Linked DNA regions of Homo sapiens: region 2 is linked to region 1. Evidence: chromatin loops called from intact Hi-C (ENCODE). Cell type or tissue: heart left ventricle. All regions are shown on one strand. Each heading gives the region's core, and the rest is flanking DNA. Links, peaks and the distances in the headings are about the cores only.

Region 1 (8,386 bases), core at 1,803-5,802:
ATCAATCATTGTTTACTTTTTCACTTAAATTTGCAGATGCTGATTAAAAGGCGATTACTATTTTTTTTACACTTAGGTCTTTCTTTAATCAAAATTGACTATATCTCTATAAATGGGAATCAGGGATCTGCTATTACACAAAAATAGATGTCAACATATGAAAATTAAATAAATGAACTTTGCCACTGCCCTGTAATTAAGTGATAAAGATTTCATTCACTTTTCTAAGGTTTTAATCATTTATGATAACTTTTATTTTCTTAAGGAAAAATTGAACTTTGATTTTAAAAATTCTAAAGTTTTCCTAAAATATAGCACTAATATGTAATGGAGCAAACTTTCAAAGTCACATTCTATTTCATTAGAAATTTGTCTACAAATGGCCGGGCGCAGTGGCTCATGCCTGTAATCCTAGCACTTTGGGAGGCCGAGGCGTGTGGATCACGAGGTCAGGAGATCAAGACCATCCTGGCTAACACAGTGATAACCCATCTCTACTAAAAATACAAAAAAAAAAAAAAAAAAAATTAGCCAGGCGTGGTGGCGGGCGCCTGTAGTCCCAGCTATTCAGGAGGCTGAGGCAGGAGAATGGCGTGAACCCAGAAGGCGGAGCTTGCAGTGAGCCGAGATCGCGCCACTGCACTCCAGCCTGGGCAACAGAGTGAGATTCCGTCTCAAAAAAAAAAGAAGAAGAAAAAAAGAAAAAGAAAGAAATTTGTGTATAAATACAAGTTTTAAGAGCCCCCCCTCCTCCTTCTTAATAAATATTAATGCATTTGCTCCTCCACTAAAAACACTTTAAGAAAATCAACAGCCATGGCGATCTCATGGCTGTGATGTGCTCAGGGCAAGCATCTATGTAACATATCCCTATTCTGCAACACCTCACCCAGCAGACAGAATGTTTACCTAAAACTCCCTGAGCTTATGAAAACTTCAACAATCATGTCAACATTTAAGCTCGTTCCCAATTAACCAGTCTTACCAAGCATCACTTCTATGAACATTTTAAAGAAAAACCAGTGAAGTGGTGAAATCAACTCTGTCCAAGCTTGCATGCAACTCTAGGAAGGCGGTTAGCTTATCTCTCAACTAGTTCTTATATTACACCACTATATTTAACATCTGACTTTTGTTGCTGTTTATAATATTACCCTTTATTTTCCTTCAATTTTAGAACCTCAGTTTGTGGCCACCTACAGAATAAACTTTCAGCTTTACCAAATTTTCTCTTCTTATGAGAGATGCACAACACTTAATAGAGAGAACACTATTTTTCAAGCTGCAATATACTGTGGTGTTTTCATGTTAGACATAAATAGTGTCAGTGAAAATGTTGATCAAAGAAATGAAATTCTAATAGGATGTCAGAAGAAGCAGATTAAACAAATGATCTAGCTGTTCCAAAGACATCAAAATGCAAAATAATTCTTTTCTGGAGGTATTACTTAGCCAAATGTAATTTCTTTAGCAATTTCAAGAAAGAATAGGAAGTGTTAATGTTAGTTTAATTATAGAAATAATGTCAAGTGACAATGGCAGGGAAGAAACTGAATGCTGATTTGATCTACACACAGTGACATGGACATTTAGAAAATATATTATATGATAATTATATAATCCTGGCTAAATTCTTTGATAGGTTTCAGTTGCCCCTGTAAATGTTCTAAAATTAAATTCAGGAGGGTATATTGTGATATTTAAGAATTTAACAAAGTTATCTCAAGAACATCTCACACTCTCATGCTATCTGCAATCCTTGAATATATGGTGACTAATATATCTTAATGTATTTTTGTATATCAATATTTTATCATGTTATTTCTTAAGACGACAACTCCAAATAACAAAGTGTTGAAAGAAAATATCAGAACCACCAATATTTTTCTTTCCTTGACATACTTGCAGATATATATTTTTATGTTTATAACAGAAGTTAATAAAGAAACATGCCCAGCTTATTATTTCTGGATTGATTGCAGAAACAGCTACTACCTTTTTTGATGATGTGGAAGTTTATGCATGTATTGAGGAGGCAATAGCTGTGATAAATTACTTCAAGAAAATAACACTTTCCATTGCCTTTCTTTTTTTCCTTACAACCTGTGTTATGGAGTGAAATGTACTTGGCCTTGTCTTCAGGAGGCAGAAGCAATCATTTGCAGAATAGGCTTTGTGTGCTAACATTTAATATTAATCTATTCCCAGGCATTATATTATTAACTTTGAATAGATGCTGACAAGTCTTGTTTTTGGAGGGAGGTGGGGCAGGGTATCGCTCTGTCACCCAGGCTGAAGTGCAGTGTTGCCATCATGGCTCACTGCAGCCTTGACCTCCCAGGCTCAAGTAATCCTCCCACCTCACCCTCAAGAGTAAGCAGGACAATAGGCATGTGCCACTACACAGGGCAATTTTTTTTATTCTTGTTTTTTTTTTAGAGACAGGAGTCTCACTATGTTGCCCAGGCTGGTCTCATATGCCTGTGCTCAAAGGATCCTCCTGCATCGGTCTCCCAAAGTGCTGGAATTACAGGCATGAGCCACCACATCCATTTCACTTTTGCTTTTTTTTTAATGTGCCATTGTTGCATCTGTTTCTACTGAAGAATAAAACAGATACCACTATGCTCTTTGTTTTCCTTTTTTTTTTCTTTTAATCACTACCCATTTATTAAAGGCTAGGTGGATTTGGGTAATTCATCACTGCTAAGTAAGGTAACTAAGAGCACGTTTATGGATATATTATATACACTGGTTACCTCGTTTCAATAAATAAGCAGCTGGTAAGTCATCTCCCAGTTTTATCCCCAACTTCTAAAAGAAAAATAGGTCGAAAAAATTAACAAATCTGGTTAGGAAAAATACACTGAGCCCAACTATTATGATTCCCTGGATTCTATTATTACGTTTATTTATTAGTATTATGAGTCTTTGCTAAAATGTTGACTTCTTATGGAAGGCCTCTCAACAGTGCTGTTTAAAAATCACACGTAATCAATCCTTTCACTCGGCACACCCTAACCTTTTTCCCTTCTTCCTTTTTCTCCACAGCTTTCATCAATATCAAACACAATTCATCATGAAAATCAAGATTTATTCGTTTTGTTCACTACTCTATCCCCAATGTCTGGCACATACTAGCTGCTCAATAAATAAGAATGAATGTGTAGTATACCACATGGATGAAGTATGGGAGGTATTCATTCAAGCACTTATCATGCGCTCTCCTAAATTACTTAACATCAGTGACTGCCCCCACTCCACCCGCTCCTCATCCAGCCTCCACTGAATGAGGAAACAGCACCATGAATGAATAGCTCATGATAAAAATTTAGCGATCGTCATCAGTGTATCCCTTTATCCCTATCATTGAGCCTTTGGTTCTATCTCCAAAATATTTATTAGATTTCTCTACCTCTCTCCATCTGCATTGTCGTGACCATTATCTGTCTTTTGAATCAGAGCAATACTCTCAGAACAGGACTCCCAAAGGCAGTCAGAGGAATCCCTTGACACAAGAAAAAACTCACGTCACTTCCTACTTTAAAGGCCTCAATGGCCTTCTATTGTTCACAGGATAAAATCTACACTCCTTACTGCAGCCTACAGGGCTGCACGGCCTGGCTCCCACTTGTCCTCCAGCCTCAACCCCCTGTCACGCTCCCGCTACGCCGCCCACCGAGCTCCCGCTATGCTGTGTCTGGAAGAAGCCAACCCCTTGCTGGATTTTACACCTTGGTACTTGTTGTTCCCTTTGCCTGGAGCACTCTTGCCTCCTATCTTTCCATGACTCATTCACAGCCTCTAGAGAGTATCTCAAATGCCAGCTGCACAGGTCTTCCTGTGACCACCCTAATTAAGCAGCCTCCCTAACTACTCTCTCATCACCTTGTTTACTGCTACCGTGGTTCTTATCACCACTTTGTTAACTTACTCTTTGTTAAATGTAAGCCCCGACAGGACAGGGACTTTGCCTCTGTATATTCACAGGGACTAATAAAATACGTGGAACATGGAAATTGCTCCATATATAACAACCGAATCAATAAATAGAACATTCTCCCTCACTTGGGTGGCATCCCTCGTCTCACTAATTAGAATGCCTGGCACAGAAGAGACATGCTACAAATGTTGAAGTGAATGAGAAAACTGAAATCTTTTATTGTATCCTGAGTGGCACCCAGAAAGATCTTTGTTCATTAATATTTGCATATAATAACTGGACTGAGAGAAAAATGAATTCATTTGATTGACATTTACTCAGTGTCTGTCCAGTGCTGGAAAGAGCATATGGCAATTTGGCTTGCAAGCACAGAACAGAGGATATCATTTCTAAACTGTTCGGTAATCCCATAAATATAGGACACACACATTTCACCAAGGCATTTGGCAAAGTTTCTCATTATATCTTGTCTTTAACATGCAGGAATGCAGATTGGATGGTAGCCCAGCTGATGGGTTTGGTACTAGAGAGTGGTTAGATGAAGACAGCTTAAGCATGTTCAACAGCTCTTTCAATGCAGCAAATATTTCTTGAGCAGCTCCGGCCAGCCAAGTACTGAGCTTGAGGCTAGAGTAATAAAATAATTAAGTGTGGTCTCTTACCTAGAAGGGTGCATAAGTCTTCCCGTAAAACATTTCAGATCTCTGCCCTGTACCATTGACATTATTTTTAAATTAATATATTGGATGGATATATACAGAATGTACTTCTATCAAAATCATATGAGAATTTTAGGGGAAAAAACAGAAGAAATAATAAATCAGGATCCAAGAGATGATAGGTATCTCAAAGGCTGGAATGAATTCTTTAAATTAAATTTAGTGCAGATATGAGGTCCTACCAATGAATCCAAAATACCAACTACATATTTACAAAATGGGGGAAATATGGAATGTATCCACTCATAAACATTCCTTAGGGATTTTAATTTACAGTACTCTATAAAAATCTATTGTGATATAGTGATCACAGAAACTAGTTTCACCTTCTGGTGTATTTACAAGGAAGTAATCAGCCTGTGCTCAGACCACACTTAAGACTACTGTGTTTGAAGGCACGCACCACACTATAAGAAAAGTTCAGAGGAGGCGGTCGAGATGGACACGAGGATCCTTGCTGCAACAGCCAATGGTGTTGCTAAAACACTGACACTAATGAAGAATTTGTGGAATGTTAAGAAAGTGGGGGGGTTGCAGGGGGGGGTGGGTGACAGAGGAAGTCATTCTACAAAAAGGTACTTGCAGATGCATGTTTATAGCAGCACAGTTCCAGGTTGCAAAAATGCGGAACCAGCCCAAATGCCCATCAATCAATGAGTGGATCAAGAAACTGTGGTATGTGTGTGTGTGTGTATACACACACACACACACACACATACACATACTACTCAGCCATTAAAAGGAATGAATTAATGGCATTTGCAGCAACCTGGATGGGAATGGAGATGATTCTTCTAAGTGAAGTAACTCAGGAATGGCAAACCAAATATCGTATGTTCTCACTCATAAGTGGGAGCTAAGCCATGAAGATGCAAAGGCCTAAGAATGACACAGTGGACTCTGGGGACTCAACAGGAAAGGATGGGAAGGGGGTGAGGGATAAAAGACTACAAATTGGGTTCAGTGTATACTGCTTGGATGATGGGTTCACCAAAATCTCACAAATCGCTACTAAAGAACTTACACATGTAGCCAAATATCACCTGTTCCCCAAAAACCTATGGAAATAAAAAATTTAAAAAAAGAAAGTGTGGGTGAATGGTAGAGAAGGAGGGAGCTAACTGTCCATAAGTATTCAAAGAGCAGGTATGCAGAAGAAATAGTAAACCTGTTTTACACGATCCTAGGGCACAGGACTAGGAAACTACATGAGGACAGATTTTGATTCACCATAAAAAGGCCTGACTATCAGTGCTGTCCTGCGAAAGTGAAGCATCTCGTGAGGAAGTCAGCTCTCTATCAATGACAGGTCTCCCACGGCCACTGGGACATCCTCTGGACAAAGACATCAGACTCAGGACTTAAACGCTGCATAGACAGCAGATTTCTAGACCCTATGTCCTTGACATTTTATGATATAATGAAAAGGGAACTAAAAAATAAGGAAGTATACATTTTCATTCACTCAACCAATGCTTGCTATGGCTAGGCGCTGTTTTAGGCACCGTGGACACAGCAGCTAACTTAGGCAAAGTAATCCCAGCATTTTGGGAGGCTGAGGCAGGCAGATCACGAGGTCAGGAGTTCAAGACCAGCCTGGCCAACACAGTGAAACCCCGCCTCCACTACTAGTACAACAATTAGCCAGGCGTGGTGGCAGGCGCTACTTGGGAAGCTGAGGCAGGAGAATCGCTTGAACCCGGGAGGCGGAGGTTGCAGTGAGCCAAGATTGCATTACTGCACTCCAGCCTAGGCAACACTGCGAAACTCTGTCTCAAAAAAAAGTATGCTTGTGAAGCATACATTCTAGATGGTTTGGGACAAAATGAAACACAAGCATAAAACACCAATCTTTGGGTTTGAGAGGATACTTGGTGCTAGTTTGAGGCAAAGCTACACCTGAGGCATTCACACTTTAATTTTGTTTATTTATTTTTAAATTTTATTTATTTGTTTTTTTGAGATGGAGTCTCATTCTGTGGCCCAGGCTGGAATGCAGTGGTGCAATCTCGGCTCACTGCAAACTCCAGCTCCCAGTTTCAAGTCATTCTCCTGCCTCAGTCTCCTGAGTAACTGGTATTACAGGTGTGCGCCACCATGCCTAATTTCTGTATTTTTAGTAGAGATGGGGTGGGGCGGTTTCACCATGTTGGCCAGAATGGTCTCAAACTCCTGACCTTAGGTGATCGGCCAGCCTCGGCTACCCAAAGTGCTGGGATTACAGGCATGACCCACCACGCCCAGCCCACACTCTATTTTTTATTTATTTATTTATTTTCATTTTTATTTATTTATTTATTTATTGACAGAGTTTTGCTTGTCACCCAGGCTGGAGTGCAGTGGCACAATCTTGGCTCACCGCAACATCCACCTCCCGGGTTCAAGCGATTCTCCTGCCTCAGCCTCCTGAGTAGCTGGGATTACAGTCACCTGCCACCGCTCCCGGCTAATTTTTGTATTTTTAGTAGAGATGGGTTTTCACCATGTTGGCCAGGCTGGTCTCGAACTCCTGACCTCAGGTGATTCACCTGCCTCAGCCTTCCAAAGTGCTGGGATTACAGGCGTGAGCCACTGTACCTCGCCTCCACACTTTATTTTTAAGCTGGAAGTTATCATAGATAGAGCCATTTGTTACAATAACTGCAGTAGACCTTTTGCCTTTATTCCCGCTATATGTTCTCCTTTCCTTTCTAACCTGTGGCTTCCACTCCTCACCACTGCAAAACAATTTACAATTAATTGCTTATACTGCAATTATTAATAAAATATATTTTGCCATTTACTAAACTATTAGATATGTTTTCTGAGTTTTTACACATTAAAACTTTCCACAGTAAACATTATAAGTGTTCATTATTAGAATTCATAAATTATACAGAAGTGCAAAAACTAAAGGATGTATCTACTTCTGTTACTTTCACAGAATAATCTATGCATATGTACTAATACAGATTTAGACATATGTTATCCCAAATCTGGTAGTACTTTTGTAGCTTTTCATTTTATTCTAGTACTAAAATTATTAGAACACTAGTCTTTTTGGAATTGATTTTTAAAGTCCCCTAATTGGAATTGCAGCCATCTTTTTGGTCTGTCCTCCGATTGAAGAAGATCTAACAGTGCAATCATCATATGACACTTAATAAGCATCCTTGCTGGGCACCTGGTCCATAAGAACATTGAGAATAAATACTTTCCTGACATTCAGTCAGATTGATTGATGCACATCAAGTCAATGACACTGGGGAACGCTTTGTGGATGGAATGACTACATAATAACAGGAAAACTCTAGGAAGATACACTTAATGAATCCTTATTGATCTAAATACACCTAAAACTTGTTTGTAACTTTAACCTCTGCCACATTATAGAGGAAGACATTCCAAACTCAAACTTTTTTTTTATATACTTTAAGTTCTAGGGTACATGGGCACAACATGCAGGTTTGTTACATATGTATACATGTGCCATGTGGGTGTGCTGCCCCCATTAACTCATCATTTACATTAGGTATATCTCCTAATGCTACCCCTCCCCCCACCCCCCACCCCAAGACAGGTGTGATGTTCCCCACTCTGTGTCCAAGTGTTCTCATTGTTCAATTCCCACCTATGAGTGAGAACATGCAGTCCAAACTCTAACTTTTATTTTATTTTATTTTATTTTATTTTATTTTATTTTTTGAGACGGAGTCTCGCTCTGTCGCCCAGGCCAGACTGCGGA
Region 2 (8,386 bases), core at 1,798-5,797, 280 kb before region 1:
TAAGAGAATTTTCTGTTGACAGGAATGCTCTAAACTACAATGAATGCAGCAGCCTCTAGTTGCAACTGCCCAGTGAGTCCTTGAAATGTGGCCACTGTGGCTGATAATCTGACTATTTAATTTTCTTTAATTTTAATTCATGAAAATTTAAAAAGTCATATGTGCCTAGTGGCTGACATATTGGACAGTACAGCTCTGTATCAACTTTTGCTAATTAATGTACATATCCAGGATCTTGTACTTTATTTGTCCTTTTAATCAATCAAATCCAATATTCAATAAGCAAAAATTACTGATTGCATAATAGGAGGCTTCACAAAAGGGCAGAGTCTAGTGAAGTAAAAAACATCCACTGTCCTCTCTTTCTCTTGATTACTTCCAACATTTACAAATTTGGGCTTGCCCCGCTGATATGGTTTGGCTGTGTCCCCACCCAATTATTAGTTCCCATAATCCCCATGTTTCACAGGAGGGACCTGGTGGGAGGTAACTGAATCATGTGGGCGATTTCACCCATGCTAGTCTCATGATAGGGATTAAGTTCTCATGAGATCTGATGGTTTTATAAGGGGCTTCTCCCTTCGTGCGGTTCTCATTTCTTCTCTCTCTTGCTGCCCTGTGTAGAAGGACATGTTGCTTCCCCTTCCACCATGATCGTAAGTTTCCTGAGACCTCCCTAGCCATGCGGAACTGTGAGTCAGTCAAACCTGTTTTCTTTATTATGACCCGGTCTCCGGTATTTCTTCATAGCAGCGTGAGAACGGACTAATACATCCAGCCTCCTTTGACTTCCCTTTTGCTGATCCCCACTGAAGTTAAAGATGCACATTTCACACGTGCTTTAAAGATTCTGAAATCTGCATGTTTGGAGTAGGCCAGGCAATATTGAGAAGTTTTGGTATATAAACCTTTGAGAAACTTAAAGTAAACCAATTTTCTCCACTTTTTAACAATACGAGTTTCTGTCTCCTAAATGAAGCATTTATTTCAAAACTCTTATACACAAAACTGTAATCTTAAAATAAGGGTGGGGGGGTGCTCCTGACTGCCTTGGTCTTCTGTTCTGACTAATCTTAACAAAGAAAGCCTCATCTAATAAAGACAAAAGTGGCATCGTTATGAAACTTGTATTGGGCTCTGCTTCTGAACATATATACTGGCATTTTCCTAGATTTGTGATATTATTTAGTACATATTTCACCTAAACTATGTATTCCACAGCACATTTTCCAATGTTATGGATATTTTTTCTAAACTCATCTTAATTTTCCAAGTTCAATACAATGCATAGCCATTTGAAAATAAATGCCCACTAAATTTCAAGCTGTACAAGGTAAACTTACTTTTTCCCCCCACTAAATGATAAACTTGAGTAATATATAGAACCTAACATTTGTGCCAATTCACTCTCCTGCCACCCCTTCTTCAAAATCATAGGTTTCCAAATAAAGGAAACAAAAACTTACGGCTGAATACCCTGCTCCAAATTAAACATAAAGTAATCAAAGTCATTATTAAATGTTTTTCATGTTGTCGAAGGAAACAAAACAACAGGAAGGACAAGAGTTTAGGTCAAGAGGTTCCGGTGTTATCTGCGTCCTTCATTATAAGTGATTTCAAAATCTTTTTCCCTCCAGGAAAAACTAGTGAGTAACAGCTTAGTCTAAATGACAGCAGCTCTGTGGTACGAAGGGTCCACATTTCAGCTAATTTTCAGCTCTTCTTATCCTGATACCATGAGATGGAATTTAATAGATGGCTGGAACATCTATAACATGACATTTACCAAAGGATGTGTCAGCGGCATCCATGGCCTCAACAAAGATGGAGCCTTCAAAACATAAATCAAAGAAAAATATAAGAACATCTTAGAAGAAAAGGATGACAGTGATCCTGCACATTTAAAATATTTTAAATGCCTTAGGGACTCTACGGAGCAAGTAGTGTTAAAAATAATGATGTACCAACTAAAGATATTTAGCTCCCTGTTAAGAGAAGAGGCTATGTAGCAGAAGGAGAAAATCTTTAGATTTTTTTTTTCAAAACATGTGGTTTGAGAGCCCACCTCACACTGTTCCTTTGGTAATTCTCTTATTCTCTGTGAACCTTGTATAGTTTTCTTGGGTGTAAAATAGTCACAGGATTCCCAACCTTACCCAATTCACATGGTTATTAAATCAATAAAGACAATGTGTGTGAAAATACTTTTTGAGCTGTAAAAGGCTCTACATGAAAAGCTTATGTAATAGAATATTAAATTGGAGGTTTCAATTAAAGCCAGATACAAGAGATACTATAAACCAAAAGAGGTGCTGATTGCCTATGTGAATTTACAAATCTAAACATCACTGACATAATTTTTTTAACAGACTTTTTTTTTTTTTAGCAGTTTTAGGCTCAAAGCCAAATCAAGCAGAAAGTACATCCTTTTCTTCCAAACATGGGCTATTTTGAAACATCTCATGAACATCATATTTATAGATTGGTTTGTTGGAGTGAGTGGAGATAATGTTTGAAGGTGAGATAATGTTTGAAGGTGATTTCTTTGTGGAAGAAAAGGGCTTCTATGGAAAGACTCCACTCAGAGAGCTTGATATGGCTCTTCTAGAGTTAAGGAGAAACAGTGATATGATTTGGATCTGTGTCCCCACCCAAATCTCATGTTCAATTGTAATCTCCAGTGTTGGAGGTGGGGCATGGTGGGAGGTGGTTGGATCCTGGGAGCAGTTTCTCATGAGTGGCTTAGCGCCATCCCTCTGGTGCTGTTCTTGGGATGGTGAGTGAGCTTTCACAAGATCCGTTTGTTTAAAAGTGCGTAGCACCTCCTCCTCACTCTGGACAGGTAAAACATCTCACATCTCCTTTGCCTTCTGCGGTGACTGGAAGCTTCCTGAGGTCTCTGTAGAAGCATAAGCCACTATGCTTCCTGTACAGGCTGGAGAACCATCAGCCAATTAAACTCCTTTTCTTTGAAAATTACCCAGTGTCAGGTACTTCTTTACAGTAAGGCAAGAAAGGACTAATACAGAGAGTGAGTTCAGGTCTGACCCGAGTCCCACTTGATAATGTTAAAGGCTAGCTACTTTGTTGGTATAGTTATATTGGGTTTAGTCTGTGATCCCAGAGTTTGTTAAAACAAAATATGTATGAGAATGCCCAATGGAAAATGAAAAAGAGCTGCACTGAAACCACTTTAGTTTCTACCCAAGATGTCCTGGAAGACCAAGGAGACTCCAACAGAGAAAATCGGGGTGGATAACAGTGAAAAACCAGCAGCTGAGAAAGAAGTGATCACCGGAGGAGGAACATCAGTATATGCTTGGAGGTGAAGCAGACATTTCCTCTGGTGACCTCTAAACAACTTGTACAGGAGCCAATGAGATAAAGTTTGCTTTTCACACTTCCTACACTTGACAGCTTAAACATATCCCATGACAGTGTCAGCTGAGTGAGAACTTTCCTGTGCCCTCTTGCTAAGCTCCTAAATTGTGCTTCAACACTGAGGTATCAGAAACAGAAGAGAGCAAAATGGCAGTGCAGGGGAGCAAGTTCAAGGTGGGGAAGGACGGAGGATGCCCCCCACCCCAATATACACCACCCCTCCAGCAAGTGCCCAGCCTAATGCAGGCCCAGCAGGAGTACATGGCAAGCTTTTTATTTGTTTAGTTGGTTGTTTTCAAGAGACTGGACACTACTATGTACTGAAATAAAGCTGTAATTGAAACTTAAAGTTATCCATTTGGCCCTGGGAGAAAATCTATTAATATAACATGACATTTACCAAAGAATGTGTCAGCAGCATCCATGGCCTCAACAAAAATGCTATCTGCCAGGAGGACATGGAAACTCCTTTAGAGGAGACAAAAGAATCCTCAGTAAAAGGAACCACCACCAGATACAGCGTGATGGGTTGTGCAGTTGAAGCTACAAAAGGTTTGTCTTGGACATTAATATGGTTTGGCTGTGTCCCCACCCAAATCTCATCTTAAATTGTAACTCCCACAATTCCCACGTCATAAGAGGAACCCAGTGAGAGGTGCTTGAACTATGGGGGTGGGTTTTTCCTGCACTGTTCTCATGATAGTGAATGAGTCTCATGAGATCTGATCATTTTAAAAAGAGGAGTTCCCTGCAAACTCTCTTTTTGCCTGCCACCATCCATGTAAGACATGACTTGCTCCTTCGTGCCTCTCACCTTCCACCAGAAGTGTGAGGCCTCCCCAGCCGTGTGGAACTGTAAATCCAATAAACCTCTTTCTTTTGTAAATTGCTCAGTCTCGGGTATGTCTTTATCAGCAGACATACAGATATACCGGGAGCTGCTTTACAAAAATCACCAGTAGGCATGAAATTTCCAGTGGCTCAACACGTCCCACTATGACCAACCCTGGTGATAAGCTCAGTGTCTGACACAGTGGCTGCCACACCTGCTCGCTCTGAATTGTCATTTCCAACCCTGCCTCTTCATTCTCCAACCTGAACACCAACATCATTCCACAAAGAAGGCCCTGTGTACACTCTGCCTTTTCCTTCTCTACAGTCAGTACTGGATCAATGTCCACATAGGCCCTATCCACAACCCAACAGCAATCTCCTGGTCCTACTTAAGAGCACATTCACCTTCTAATTTCAGGATCTTCTTTCATAGTCTTGCCATACCTTTCGTGGCTCCAACGCTGTTCTTTGAAAAGAAAACTTCTTTGAGGCAGGAGAATACTCTGTCCCTTTTTAATGCTTGAATCGTAAGTTTAATACAGAAGGAAAGCCCTAGGAAGTAAATCATTGTAGCTGCTTTAAACATTTGAAGAGCCTACAGGTGGAACATTCCTTAGATTTCGTTTTTTTTTTTTTTTTTAAATAACAAAACTAGAAGAATGGGTGGAAACATTTAGGTCAGATAACTTTCTCTCAAGCTCTTTAACAATGAAAACAGTTTTGTGAAAAGCAATGATTATTCCTTTACTCAAAGTGCTCTAGCAAAGTCAGATGACTACAAAGCAAGCATGTAAGAGTAATTATCTTCTATAGGAGGGAATTGAGATTAGACGACTGCAAAGTTGATTCCTATTCTAATTATCTTCTATAGGAGGGAATTGAGATTAGACGACTGCAGAGTTGATTCCTACTCTAATTACCTTCTATAGGAGGGAATTGAGATTAGACGACTGCAAAGTTGATTCCTATTCTAATTATCTTCTATAGGAGGGAATTGAGATTAGATGACTGCAAAGTTGATTCCTATTCTAATTATATTCTATAGGAGGGAATTGAGATTAGACAACTGCAAAGTTGATTCCTATTCTAATTATCTTCTATAGGAGGGAATTGAGATTAGACAACTGCAAAGTTGATTCCTATTCTAAGTATCTTATATCGGAGGGAATTGAGACTAGACAACTGCAAAGTTGATTCCTATTCTAATTATCTTCTATAGGAGGGAATTGAGATTAGATGACTGCAAAGTTGATTCCTATTCTAAGATTATGGATAGGCCAAGGTATACAATGACTATTATATCATTCATTATCATAGTCATTGTATACCTTGGCCTACCATTAATTTACTTCATGAAACATCTTAAACATCAAATAATAATAATAGTAATAAGAATAAAAATATCTACTATGTGGCAGGCACTATGCTAAGCACCAAAGTATGGTCCCTGCCCCAAGGAAATGAATCTAATAAGGGAGCCCAGAACAGGGGGACCCAAATAATCAAGACTTAATTTTTTGGTCATACTCCATTTATTTCATGAACTCTGTTTATGCAAAGTTTATATTTTTATGATAACATTGAACAATAGACATATTATGTCATATTGGTTTATACTGACCTTTACCTAAAGTACTTTAAATAAAAATATCCTATTCAGAGACAAAGACAAAGAGCATGGTTCTCATTTGTTTGTAGCACATTATGGGAGGAGTAGAGTTCATTTCTCCATGAGATACTACTGCTAGCTTTAAATTATGGCCATCTCTGAGTGTACGCTTATTAGCATGGCATTCTAAATTAATATGAAATTCTGTATGCACAACTGAAGATTCATAACACATTAAAAAAAATAGGGTCATTCTGACACTAGACAGAAATATAATTCTTTGAAACTAGCCGTGGGAGAACCCGTAGTTCAATCATACCAACAAATGACTGAAGGGTTTTAATCATACTCAGAGATTCAAGTGGACCATGCCCAGTGCATGCCATAGACTCTGGCATCAGTGAGTATCGTGCCCTACAACAAACCCACTTGGCTAACTAGTCACTTTACAAATCATATTCTATGAGCATTTCCCTTTTAATTTTCATAATTTCCTTTTTCCCAGTACGCAATACTCTTCCATTTTCTTTTCAGCAAGGGAAAACTCCATGTTTCACTTCTAATCCAGTTCTAGAATCTTAATCCCCACTTTAGAAAACAGAGTCCAGTGAATTTTACTCTTTTCAGGGAAAGCCTGCAGAGTAAGTGTCAACTCTCCCTCAACCTTATAAGAAAACTAATGTGACTCAATGTGAGTGCTTTCAGCAAGAATCTGAGCTCAAGTTCCCCAGATTAAACTCTCAGTTTGGTTTCTTTCTCGCCGGGTGACCCAAGTAAAGTCAATTAACCTCTCCGTTTCCCACCCGGCTTTACTGATGCATTTACGCAGGTAGCTGGATATTCCCAGATGGAAGAGCATGCACGCATACATTCATAATGCAAACTCATATCACAGTACTGGTCTGTACTGGCTTGCCTCATTCTGAAGCAGTATTTTCAGGGAGACTCCCCTGCCCCGCACATTTTATCACTGTAAGATAAGATATTTGTTTCTTATAAAGCATCAACAAAGGATCTACTATGTAGGAAGAAAAGGCTACTAAATTCTATTTATGTTTCCCCAGTGAGATTTTTGAGCCATTCGCTTCTTAAGCACATAAATTAACCCACTGCCCTACAGATGTAGTTTTTACTTCCACAAGTCTTGATAAAGCTCCTCAGTGCTCAAACGGATAATATGTCAGTTTCACTCTGCAGAGACTCAGGAAGGTACATCTATGTGTAGAAACAGGCACTGGAGAAAAGTAGCATTTCACACACAAAAACAGTTTCAAGGCTAGCCAAGTCTAGTACAGGCAAAGTGATACAAATAGGGCATAGAACAGCAGGGTTTCCACGCAGGAAAGAAACTGATGAGTTCAGGAAAGTGGGCTAAAACGGTGATGCATTTACAAATGTGATAGTCGCTGATCATTGCCAACCCAACGTGCTTCTCACCCTCTGTCCTTGCTCATAGGAATCCGATTTTTTTTGGAGATGGAATGGGCCCAGACTAGGGGATAAAATAGGACTGGTCTAAGCCAATCATGGCAATTCTGTTTCCATGTGGCAAACACTTGCTTTTCAACATGCTTCGTTACTATCACTGGCCATATGGCCCAGTTATAAATGATGAGCTGTAAGGAGAGGCCTATTAGGAGGCTTCTAAGAATTATCTTTTTCCATTTTGTTTATTTTTATGTATTTATTTATTTTTGAGACGGAGCCTCACTCTGTCACCCAAGCTGGAGTGCAATAGTGCCATCTTGGCTCACTGAAACCTCTGCCTCCTGGGTTCAAGTGATTCTCCTGCCTCAGCCTCCTGAGTAGCTGGGATTATAGGCACATGCCACCACAGCCAGCTAATTTTTGTATTTTTAGTAGAGACAGGTTTTCACCATGTTGGTGAGGCTCGTCTCGAACTCCTGACTTCAAGTGATCCACCGACCTCGGCCTCCCAAAGTGCTGGGATTACAGGTGTGAGCCACCGTGCCCGGCCAGAATTATCTGTTTTATATAGAAGAGACAGGCACTGCTGTGTCCGTTGTTATCCTGCCTTGCACACAGAATTGATGCCTTGATGCTCTGTTCTATGCCATGAAGGACAGTGGCTAGTAAAGCTAGAAACAGCCCCGTCAGTGTGTGAGTCAACAAGAATGTCCTGATGGGTTTATCTGCTGTGTGAGTGCCTGATCCCTGCCAGGAGACAGCATCACGAACCAATAAACAAACCAACCAAGTTTTTAAACATGATACATACATGTAACTACAACGTAAAATGAAACAATAAGACATATGAAAAACGTTCTTTAGAGAACCTTATTTTTTCTTTTATGCTTTGTAGGTACTTTAGGTTGAGTTTTCTCAAACCCTTCTATGTAGTATCAAGAAATATTTCTCTTATAAATATTTTAAAAATGTATCATCCTGCACAATGAATAAGATTGTAGATCACTTAACCAATTTCCAATTATCTAAATTAATGACTGCATGTCACTACTAACTGACAGACTTTGTAAAACTTTTAATATCTTTTACATAAAAAGTAAGTAATACTGGCTTGGTGTACCTCATTGCCATAAT

Evidence for each region. A loop is a pair of places that touch in the nucleus more often than their neighbours do. Peaks named below come from ENCODE experiments on the same cell type or tissue, not always from the same donor. Only the 100,000 strongest peaks of a DNase experiment are listed, where the experiment ranks them.
Region 2: it touches region 1 in a loop (5-fold over the local background); 8 of 110 quality-filtered maps call a loop at or near these places.

The regions. Positions count from the first base shown.
Region 1 is chr6:162,464,153-162,472,538 of GRCh38, forward strand. The region is part of intron 1 of PRKN (parkin RBR E3 ubiquitin protein ligase); the gene reads right to left. Among named protein-coding and RNA genes, the nearest start is that of LNCR-SMAL, 230 kb to the left of the region's middle. RefSeq lists an enhancer at 3,103-3,604. In heart left ventricle, for the core only: no CTCF peak of the experiment used is centred there; a DNase peak (open chromatin) is centred at 3,668; H3K27ac peaks cover 2,986 bases.
Region 2 is chr6:162,183,941-162,192,326 of GRCh38, forward strand. All of the region lies in intron 4 of PRKN (parkin RBR E3 ubiquitin protein ligase), which reads right to left. Among named protein-coding and RNA genes, the nearest start is that of LNCR-SMAL, 47 kb to the right of the region's middle. In heart left ventricle, for the core only: no CTCF peak of the experiment used is centred there; no DNase peak of the experiment used is centred there; H3K27ac peaks cover 3,865 bases.